Regions from separate parts of the Homo sapiens genome. Here region 2 is linked to region 1. A link is an interaction called in ENCODE POLR2A ChIA-PET data of the cell type or tissue named here. Cell type or tissue: A673. All regions are shown on one strand. Links, peaks and the distances in the headings refer to the core of each region. The heading gives the core; the rest is flanking DNA.

The links. ChIA-PET counts read pairs that join two places held together with the same protein. Peaks named below come from ENCODE experiments on the same cell type or tissue, not always from the same donor. Only the 100,000 strongest peaks of a DNase experiment are listed, where the experiment ranks them.
Region 2: POLR2A ChIA-PET joins it to region 1 with 5 read pairs; 6 of 35 experiments call an interaction of 5 or more read pairs at or near these places.

Annotation. Positions count from the first base shown.
Region 1 is chr11:107,899,940-107,905,315 of GRCh38, forward strand. No RefSeq gene overlaps it. Among named protein-coding and RNA genes, the nearest start is that of RAB39A, 26 kb to the right of the region's middle. In A673, for the core only: no CTCF peak of the experiment used is centred there; no DNase peak of the experiment used is centred there.
Region 2 is chr11:107,846,027-107,851,402 of GRCh38, forward strand. The region is part of intron 1 of SLC35F2 (solute carrier family 35 member F2); the gene reads right to left. Among named protein-coding and RNA genes, the nearest start is that of SLC35F2, 10 kb to the right of the region's middle. In A673, for the core only: no CTCF peak of the experiment used is centred there; no DNase peak of the experiment used is centred there; H3K4me3 peaks cover 518 bases; H3K27ac peaks cover 1,740 bases.

The sequences.
Region 1 (5,376 bases), core at 175-5,174:
TTTACCTTTTTACACTTGAAAAGGAGAAAGAGGTTGCACAAATTGTAAGTGAGGTAACTGGGATTTGAACCCAAGTACTAAAACCTACCTCTGTCTTCAAATCTCATATTCTTTTTTTCTTATTTTTGTGGGTATATAATAGGTGCATATATTTAATTTCATACCGTTAATCACCCTGTTTTCTGCTTTTCAATTAAGAAGATTAGGCATATTCTTCCAAAACCACAAGTCAAATGTCTGTATGCCTTCCACCAGTCATCATTTGGAGAAGGTGTTTTTCTCAAAAGCAAAATCCTAAGTGAGGGGAAATCTAAGGTACAGGCCACTTACCTTTTCATTCATTCATTCAATCATTAAGTTCTGAGTGCTTACTCTGTGTCAGACACTGTCCCCGTACTACATATATATAGCATGGAAGATGGGGTGGGGAAATGAGCAAATAAATAATACATAGGAAGACTACTGGATAGTTATAAGCGCTAGTGGTAGAAAGGGAGGAGTGGGAAAGCAGAAATTGATAATAATAACCCTGAACTTGAAAACAGAAGCACTAAGTACTAGCTTGGTTTTGCCACACACTAGAGTTTGGTGCTTGGGCAATTCACCTCACTCCCTTAGATCTTAGTTCATCACACATCAAATAAGTCATTTTGAAACATATTGTACTGAGCAGATGTGTTTATATTTGTTCCTTTCCAAAATCCCAGTGAGTAATAGTAAACAAATTAACAACAACAACAACAAAAGAGACTTAAACCCACAAAGACAACAGAAGAAAAGACAACAGTAGACAAGGATGTCAACCACATTTTGGAAGAGACAAGTAATCAAACACATGGCAACTGACAGTGGAAATGAGGAAGCTGAAGCCTCCTGTGGAAAGTCGGAAGCCAAAACAACCCACCAGAGAGAACAAAATGAACTCAGAGCAAACATAGACTAAGCAGGGACTAAAGGAAAACTTCGAAGATAATAATTAATATCATGAAACAAGAAGAGCACAGTGTACAAAGAAAATAATCAGAGAGCAACAACAAAAACAACAAAAAACTGGCTGGGTGTGGTGTTTTACATCTGTAATCCCAGCACTTTGTGAGACCAAAGTGGGAAGATTGCTTGAGCCCAGGAGTTAAAGACCAGCCAGGGCAACATAGAAAGACCCATCTCTAAAACAATAATAATAATAGATCAGCCAGGCATGTTGGCACACACCTGCAGTCCCAGCTACGCTGGGAGGCTGAGGTGGGTGGATCATTTAAGCCCAAAAGCTTGAAGCTGCAGAGAGCTGTGATGGTACCACTGAACTCCTGCCTGGGTGACAGACCCAGACCCTATTAAAAACAAAACAAAACAAAACAAAAAACCACAAACTCTTGGAAATTAAATGATGACAGCAAAAATTAAAAATTCAACTGAAAGATTGGAAGATAAAGTTGAGAAGCTCTATCAAAAAGTAAAACAAGAACACGAAGAGACAGAAAATGGGAGATACAACATAATCATCTACCAAAGTTGCTCTTTTCTTTTTGGAAGGTCTGTGGAGGAGAAAGAGCATTCATCACAGGTTTCCCAGAGAGAAGAGATAAGTCAGTGTACTGCTGACAACATGAGCCAGGGTTAAGGTACCCCTTGGAATTACTGATTTCTAAGATTAATAAAGTAGTTCTGTTTAAAAAAAGAAAATAGGAGATAATAAGAAAATTAGAATATATATATATCCAAAAAATATTACATTCAACTTTTAGGCATTTAGAGACAATAATAAGAAATGGGGCCAGGTGTGGTGGCTCATGCCTGTAATCCCAGCACTTAGGGAGGCCGAGGCCGGTGGATCACCTGAGGTCAGGAGTTTGAGACCAGCCTGACTAACATGGTGAAACCCCGTCTCTACTAAAAATACAAAAATTGGCCGGGCGTAGTAGCGGGCACCTGTAATCCCAGCTACTCAGGAGGCTGAGGCAGAATTGCTTGAACCTAGGAGGCGGAGGTTGCAGTAAGCTAAGATCGCGCCATTGCACTCCAGCCTAGGCGACAGAGCCAGACTCCGTCTCAAAAAAAAAAAAAAAAGAAAAAGGATAAGAAATGGGTCCAGTCACGGTGGCTCACACATGTAATCCCAGCACTTTGGGAGGCTGAGGCAAGAGGATCACTTGAGCCCAGGAGTTCAAGACCAGTCTGGGCAACATGTAGAAACCCCATCTCTACAAAAAAAAAAAAAAAAATTACCCAGGTGTGGTGGTGCACACCTGTGATTCCAGCTACTCAGGAGGCTGAGTTGGAAGGATTGCTTGAGCCCAGGAGATTGAGGCTGCAGTAAGCTATAATCACACCACTGCACTCCAGCCTGGGCAACAGAGTGAGACCCTGTCACAAGAAGAAGAACAAAAAAATAAATAAATAAAAGGAAATTCTCAAAGAAACAACAATACAAAACTTCCCAGAATTTAAAAGTGAGAGTCTCCGTGATAAAAGAGCCCACAATTAAAAAGAAAGGCACACATTGTAAAATTTTGTGAAAATTTTTAAAAGGATCCTAAAAGCTTCCAGAGAGGAAAAAAAGCAAGTAGATCACAAACATGTAAGAATGAGAATGGCAATGAAATTTTCAATCACAACATGGGAATCTAGGAGACAATACAAGGATGTCTTCAAAATTCAGATGAAAACTTATTTTTCAATCATAACACTATAGCCAGGAAAAGTGTTAATATAAGAGTAAAATAAAGACTTTTTTGAGCACAGAAGTTCTCAGAAAATGACTTGCTATGTATCCTTTTGGTGGGAAACTATTGGAGAATGTGGTACACCAAACTGAAAGTTTATTTTTTATTTTTTATATTTTTTTGAGACGGAGTCTCGCTCTGTCGCCCAGGCTGGAGTGCAGTGGCACGATCTCGGCTCACTGCAAGCTCCACCTCCCGGGTTCACACCATTATCCTGCCTCAGCCACCCGAGTAGCTGGGACTACAGGCACCCGCCACCACGCCCGGCTAATTTTTTTGTATTTTTAGTAGAGACGGGGTTTCACCATGTTAGCCAGGATGGTCTCGATCTCCTGACCTCGTGATTTGCCCACCTCGGTCTCCCAAAGTGCTGGGATTACAGGTGTGAGCCACCGCGCCCAGCCTCAAACGGAAAGTTTATTAAGAAAGTAGGAGATATTTTCTTTTTTTCTTTTTTTTCTTTCTTTCTTTTTTTTTTTTTTTGAGATGGAGTCTCTCTCTGTCGCCCAGGCTGGAGTGCAATGGCATGATCTCAGCTCACTGCAGCCTCCGCCTCCCAGGTTCAAGTGATTCTCCTGCCTCAGCCTCTCAAGTAGCTGGGACTACGGGCACATGCCACCATACTCAGCTAATTTTTTTTTTTTAATGTATTTTTAGTACAGATGGGGTTTCACTGTGTTAGCCAGGATTGTCTCAATCTCCTGACCTCGTCATCCACCCGCCTCAGGCTCCTAAAGTGCTGGGATTACAGGCGTGAGCCACCGCTAGGCCAAGAAGGAGATATTTTCTTTTTTTTCTTTTCTTTTTTTTTTTCAAGATGGAGTCTCGCATTGTTGCCTGGGCTGGAGTGCAGTGGCAGGATCTTGGCTCACTGCAACCTCCACTTCCGAGGTTCAAGCGATTCTCCTGCCTCATCCTCCCAAGTAGATAGGACTACAGGCTCTCTCTACCACACCCAGCTCTTTTTTTTTTTTTTTTTTTTTTTGAGACGGAGTTTCGCTCTGTCACCAGGCTGCTGGAGTGCAGTGGCGCAATCTCGATTCACTGCAACCTCCGCCTCCCAGGTTCAAGCGTTTCTGCTGCCTCAGGCTCCTGAGTAGCTGGGACTACAGGTGCACGCCACCATACCCAGCTAATTTTTGTATTTTTAGTAGAGATGGGGTTTCACTATGTTGGCCAGGATGGTCTCCATCTCTTAACCTCGTAATTTGGTAGCCTTGGCCTCCCAAAGTGTTTTGTATTTTTAGTAGAGATGGGGTTCACCTTATTGGTCAGGCTGGTCTCAAACTCATGACTTTAGGCAATCCACCCGCCTCGGCCTCCCAAAGTGCTGGGATTACAGGCGTGAGCCACCATGCCTGGCAGAAGGAGATATTTTCTATTCTGTATTTTTTTTTTTTTTTTTTAGGACAGAGTCTTGCTCTGTTGCCCAGGCTGGAGTGCAGTGGCACAATATCGGCTCACGGCAAGCTCCGCCTCCTGGGTTCATGCCATTCTCCTGCCTCAGCCTCCCAAGTAGCTGGGCACAGGCACCTGCCACCATGCCCGGCTAATTTTTTGTATGTTTTAGTAGAGATGGGGTTTCACTGTGTTAGCTAGGATGGTCTCGATCTCCTGACCTCGTGATCCACCCGCTTCGGCCTCCCAAAGTGCTGGGATTACAGGCGTGAGCCACTGTGCCTGGCCTATTCTGTATTCTGGCTGGTTGTTTGCGTCTCCTTCTGCAGTCATCCACAGGAATGCAGTGGTACAGCTCCAGGAAGTGCTTTCAGAATTTTAGGCAGTCCCATGCTGGCTCTTTCACATGCATGACTTTCTTCTGTCCATAGAAAAACACTCACTCATCCTTTGCCCAAAGAACAAAAAATCCAGGTTAGTTCCAACACAGGCAACCTCTTCTTGGCTCCTCCATTAGGAGGGATAACCAGCAAGGTGCTCACCTTTTAGATTTCCTAAGTGGAGCTAAACACACCCCACAACTGCAGGGGGTACACATTGAGCTTAGTGAGTGGTCCCGTTGAGGCTCTTTCCCTGGACTTGAGACGGGGAGCATCTACCCTTGCGGAAGAGAGAAAGAACATGCAGAACACTACCAGCTCGCTGCAAAACTTCCTCTTCATCACCAGCAAACCATGCCTTTTTGTTTGTTTGTTTGTTTGAGATGGAGTTTCGCTCTTTTGCGCAGGCTGGAGTGAAGTGGGAGATCTCTGCTCACTGCAACCTCTACCTCCCGGGCTCAAGCAATTCTCCTGCCTCAACCTCCCCAGTATCTGGGATTATAGGTGCCCCCCACCATGACCAGCTAACTTTTTTTATATTTTTAGTAAAGACGGGGTTTTGCCATATTGGCCAGGCTGGTCTTGAACTCCTGACCTCAGGTGATCCACCCACCTCAGCCTCCCAAAGTGCTGGGATTACAGGTGTGAGCCACCACGTCTGGCCTCATGCCCTTTATATTGCAACCCATGACTTTTTATATTTTTTATATAAGTGATTATTTATTTATTTTGAGACAGGGTCTCACTCTGTCACTTAGGCTGGAGTGCAGTGGTGCAATTTTAGCTCACTGTAACCTCCACCTCCCAGGCTCAAGCGATCCTCCCACCTCAGCCTCCTGAGTAGCTGGGATTACAGGCACTCACCACCACACTTG
Region 2 (5,376 bases), core at 110-5,109, 54 kb before region 1:
AAATCTCTGGATTCAAAGCTTTTATAATTTATAAAAATGAAAACCATTCAAATCTTTATTTGGGGTCTATTTATACTTTGACTACAAGCAATTCTAAGAAACTGAGTTATCTGGTTTCTACGGTGTTAATACAGTAGAAATCATAATTTAGAAAGAACACAGGGTTCCAGAGATATGATTGGTAACAGAAAAAAAAAAATCACATGTGACAACCTGGGAGAAAAAAGGCTGAAAAAAATCAGACAAATAATCCATATCAACGCCCATGAACGTATTGTTGCCTCTCAGCAGAAAAAAGTGAATGATGATGATCCTGAATCATGAAGAAAACATGATACCACGATAAAGGTACTGTTTATCAAAAGAGTAGTCTCATATATTTGTCTTAAATATGCCATGAAAATTTTTAAGTAATTTTTTTTTTCTTGGCAAAATCTCCAGGATTAGTTGCAAATGGACCCAATAAGTAACTAAATGGCTTGGCCTACCCTAAGACAGTTGTTCAGTACAAACCAATTAATCCTCAAAGAATTGCTGCCAAAATTATAAATAAATGAATTAGCAGAAGTTAACAATCCATTACATAAATAGTGTCATTCAACTAGATTTAAAAGTGAATTTTAGGCTGGGAGCAGTGGCTCAAGCATGTAATCCCAGCACTTTGGGAGGCCAAGGTGGGTGGATCACTTGAGGTCAGGAGTTCAAGGCCAGCCTGGCCAACACGGTCAAACCCTCTCTCTACAAAAATACAAAACTTAGCTGGCATGGTGGCGGGCGCCTGTAATCCCAGCTACTCAGGAGGCTGAGGCAGGAGAATCGCTTGAACCCGGGAGGCGGAGGCTGCAGTGAGCCAAGATCATGCCACTGCACTCCAGCCTGAGTGTCAGAGCGAGACTCTGTCTCAAAAAAAAAAAAAAAGTGAATTTTAATGCTTAAAAGAATGAGTTTTAAATTATCTGGAAAATTAACCTGTGTGAAATGATTTGTTCTCTCTGATGATCTTCAGTAAATAATGGCATAGGTTTTCATAGCTTTTCTTTTACAGATAGGGACTTACCCTGTCGCCCAGGCTAGAGTGCAGTGGAGTGCCTTTGAAATACTGGACTCACAATCTCAAGTGATCCTCCTGCTTCAGCCTTCCAAGTAGCTAGGATTATAGGCCTACACCACTGCACATGGCTAATATTCTATTTTTTATTTTTTTGTAGAGACAGGAGTCTCGCTTTGTTGCCCAGGCTGGTCTTGAACTCCTGAGCTCCAGAAAGTTTCCTGTCTTGGTGTTCCAAAGTGCTGGGATCACACCCATGAGCAACCTCACGCAGTCTACTACAGCTTTTTCATAAAGGTACCAAAACTTGCCTACACAAGCAATTTCCTGGGGAGGCAATTCACTTCTTCCACAAATGTGGCTACCTTCAGAAATAATCTCTGAAAGCTATTCAGAAATAGCCTAATTTTTATTTCAGTCTTAACTCATACATATCATGGGAGGAATTGCTACCATTTCAGATCTGTGCCAGGCATAAAGTACTGCAGGAACTTCAAAGATGAATTATCATCTCTGTCCTTAAAAAGGCACTCTCCCAGGCAAGTGATAATTATACTTAACATTACAATATGAGAAGTGCAATGATGAGGTAGGAACAGGTACACAGAGGGGCACCCAACTGAAAATGTGTGTCAGGAGGGACAGAGGAAACAGGGAAGAAGATTTCCTAAGTTGGTGCTAACAGTGAAAGCAATCCCAGGAGGGAACTACAGGTGCAAAGGCGCAGGTATGGTGTGCACAAGGGAATCACCAGCAGATCAGTGTCTCTGAACCAAGTGCCAAGTGAGAGAGGGACATTCTGGGAGGTGAGCCTGGAGAGGGAAGTGGGCCAGTGATGGAAAGCCTCCTACCTCATGTCGAGAAGACTGAACTCTCACAAAATGACAAGTGCCAAATGATTCCATTTATATGAAGTATCTAGAGAAGTCAAATTCATAGAGACAGAAAGTAGAACTGTAGTGGCCAGGGGCTGGGGAGGGGGAGTGCAGAGTTATTATTTGAAATGTGCAGAGTTTGGGATAATAAACAAGTTCTGGAAACAGATATGGTGATGATTGCACAGTATTACAAATGTACTTAATCCCCCTGAATGATACACATAAAAATGGCTAAAATGGTACATTTTATGTTATGCATATTTTACCACAATAAAAAAGAAAACTTAAAAAAAGTATTATGTTCAGGTAAAGAGGAAGAAGAAAAAGGAGAGAAGGGTGAGGAGAGGAGGAGGGGCAGCAGTTTGAGCTCTAACCAATAAACAGTGGCTTTCAGATTTGTTTTAGCTGCAGAGCCCTTTCTTCACACAGCATTGGTATAGACTTAATATTTGTCTCCTCAAAATTCATATGTTGAAATTTAATCCCTAATGTGATACTATTTGGAGGTGGGGCCTCTGGGAGATGATAAGGTCATGAAGGTGGAGTCTACATAAATGGGATTAGTGTCCTTACAAAAGGGACTCCAGGGAGCTCCCAAATCCTTTTTACCATGTGAGGACACAGAAAGAAAACAGCTGACTATGAACCAAAGGACACCAAACCTGCAGGCACCTTGGTCTCAGACCTCCCAGCCTCCAGACTGTGAGAAATAAGTGTCTTTGGCTTGGAAGTTATCCAGTGTACAGTATTATTGTTATTAATCTGGCATAAAAGCCCAACTATAAAACGATCAATAGCAGCACACCCTGGTGGGTGCCAGAGGCCAGCCCAGAAGCCCACCAGCTCCTATCCCCTACTTGTTTCCCATGGTGAACCCTAAGGAACCTCCAGGGAACCCCAAGAGCTCCTCCGGTTTGCAAACCACTAGGGTAGGTGATGGGAAGAATCCCAAAAGGTTTTCAGCCTGAGCATAATGCAGTGAGATTTCTTTCTTTTTTTCTTTTAATTTTTTTGAGTAAACTAGTCATATCACATGAGATTTTTGAAAGAGTAAAGCAGCTCTGGATTTTAGAAACAAATGAAACTATCTCAGCTCTGCCTCTCACCAGCCAAGTGTCCTGGGTAAGTTACTTACCTGCTCTGTCTGTCAAAACAGAATAAAAAACCTATTTTTGTAGGATTGTCATGAGGATTGATGAAATATAAGTAGGGTGCCTGATACACAGCGAATTCTCATTTGATGACAGCCATTAATACTCTTTCGTTTTATTAGGCATCACTCTGACTTCTGTGTAGCGAGATGATTGGGGTCGGGGATAGATGGAGGCATGGATGGAAGCTATTACAACAGTCTAAGTGAGAGATGATAAAGGCTTGAACTGAATTAGTCACAATAGGGATTGAGGCCAGGTGCGGTGGCTCACGTCTGTAATCCCAGCACTTTGGGAGGCCGAGGTGGGCAGATCACCTGAAGTCAGGAGTTTGAGACCAGCCTGGCCAACATGGTGAAACCCCGTCTCTACTAAAAATGCAAAAACTAGCCAGGCTTGGTGGCAGGCACCTGTAATTCCAGCTACTCAGGAGGCTGAGGCAGGAGAATCGCTTGAACCTGGGAGGCGAAAGTTGCAGTGAGCTGAGATTGCGCCACTGCACTCCAGCCTGGGCGACAGAGCAAGACTCCGTTTTGGGAAAAAAAAAAAAAAAAAAAGACAATAGGGATTGAAGGGGGAGGTGGACTCTAGGACTATTCTGGAAGCGCTGTCAAGACAGGGAATAAGCACTGACTTCCTTCAAGTCAACCAGAAGAAAGAAGCAAACAAAAGAAGGAATAACCCAAAGGTTGTCTAGAACTGGTCTAGGGGAAGAAGGAGACTACAGCCTGGGGCAGAAAGAGGAACCAGAGGCCCAGTGGAGGGCATGCTGGAGAAAAGCTTTTCAATTCCAGTCTTACCTCTCCCTACAGTACATGTCTGCCCCTTTAACAACTCCCTCCAGTGTTGAGAAATTAATAAAACAGGTTCAGGCTGTCCAGCCAGCAATCATTCCTCACCTACCCTCTCCAAGCTCCTTGGGCTAATGGGCTGTAACCTAGAGAGACTGCCTCCTCCTTCTTTCAGAGCAGCTGATAGGAATAGCTTAATGGACAGTCACTGAACAACAGAAATCAAGGGTGATTCTGTAGTGCCCAAGATTGCTCCATCCTGGGGTGCATCCCCTCCCCTCTACCTAGAGGGACTCAGACCCAAGCCTGGCTATCATCTCGTTCTTCAGCACATAGGGGACATGTATGAGAGTGGTCATCACAGTGATGTTTGTGGAGGCTGGGAGTTGGAAGCTGTCTGGTTGTCTAACACTGGTGGATGGACCACGGAACCACAGAATACTCTGTAGCAGGTAAAAACAATAGACTAAATCAGTGGTTCTCAATTAGGGATGATTTTTGTCCCCGAGAAGACATTTGGCAATGTCTGGAGACACTTTTGAATATCACAACTGGGAGTGGGGGTGAGGGTGCTATACTGGCATTTATTGGGTGGGGCCAGGTATCTACATCTTACAGAACAGCCCCAACAAATAGTCAACTCAAGGCCGGGCACGGTGGCTCACTTCTATAAGCCCAGCACATTGGGAGGCCGAGGCAGGTGGATCACTTGAGGCCAGGAGTTCGAGACCAGCCTGGCCAACATGGTGAAATCCCATCTCTACTAAAGATACAAAAATTAGCCGAACGTGGTGGCAGGTGCCTGTAATCCCAGCTACTCGGGAGGCTGAGGCAAGAGATTCGTTTGAACCAAGAGGGGGAGGCTGCAGTGACCCAAAATCATGCCACTGCACTCCAGCCTGGAATGAGACTCCGTCTCCAAAAAAAAAAAAAAGAATTAGTCAACTCAAAATGTCAAGAAGGCTGAGGTTGATTGGGCACAGTGTCTCACACCTGTAATCCCAGCACTTTGGGAGGTTGAGATGGGTGGATCACCTGAGGTTGGGAATTCGCGACTAGCCTGGCCAACATGGTGAAACCCTGTCTTTAGCTGGGCGCGGTGGCTCACGCCTGTAATCCCAGCACTTTGGGAGGCTAAGGTGGGCGGATCACAAGGTCAGGAGTTCGAGACCAGCCTGGCCAATATGGTGAAACCCCATCTCTACTATAAATACAAAAATTAGCCGGGAGTGGTGGCACGTGCCTGTAGTCCCAGCTACTCAGGAGGCTGAAGCAGGAGAATCTCTTGAACCCGGGAGGCGGAGGTTGCAGTGAGCTGAGATCGCACCACTGTACTCTAGCCGGGGCAACAGAGTGAGATGCTGTCTCAAAAAAAAAAAAAGAAAGAAAGAAACCCTGTCTTTACTAAAAATACAAAAATTAGCCAGGCATGGTGGCAGGCGCCTATAATCCCAGCTACTTGGGAGGCTGAGGCTAGAGAATGGCTTGAACCCCGGAGACGGAGGTTG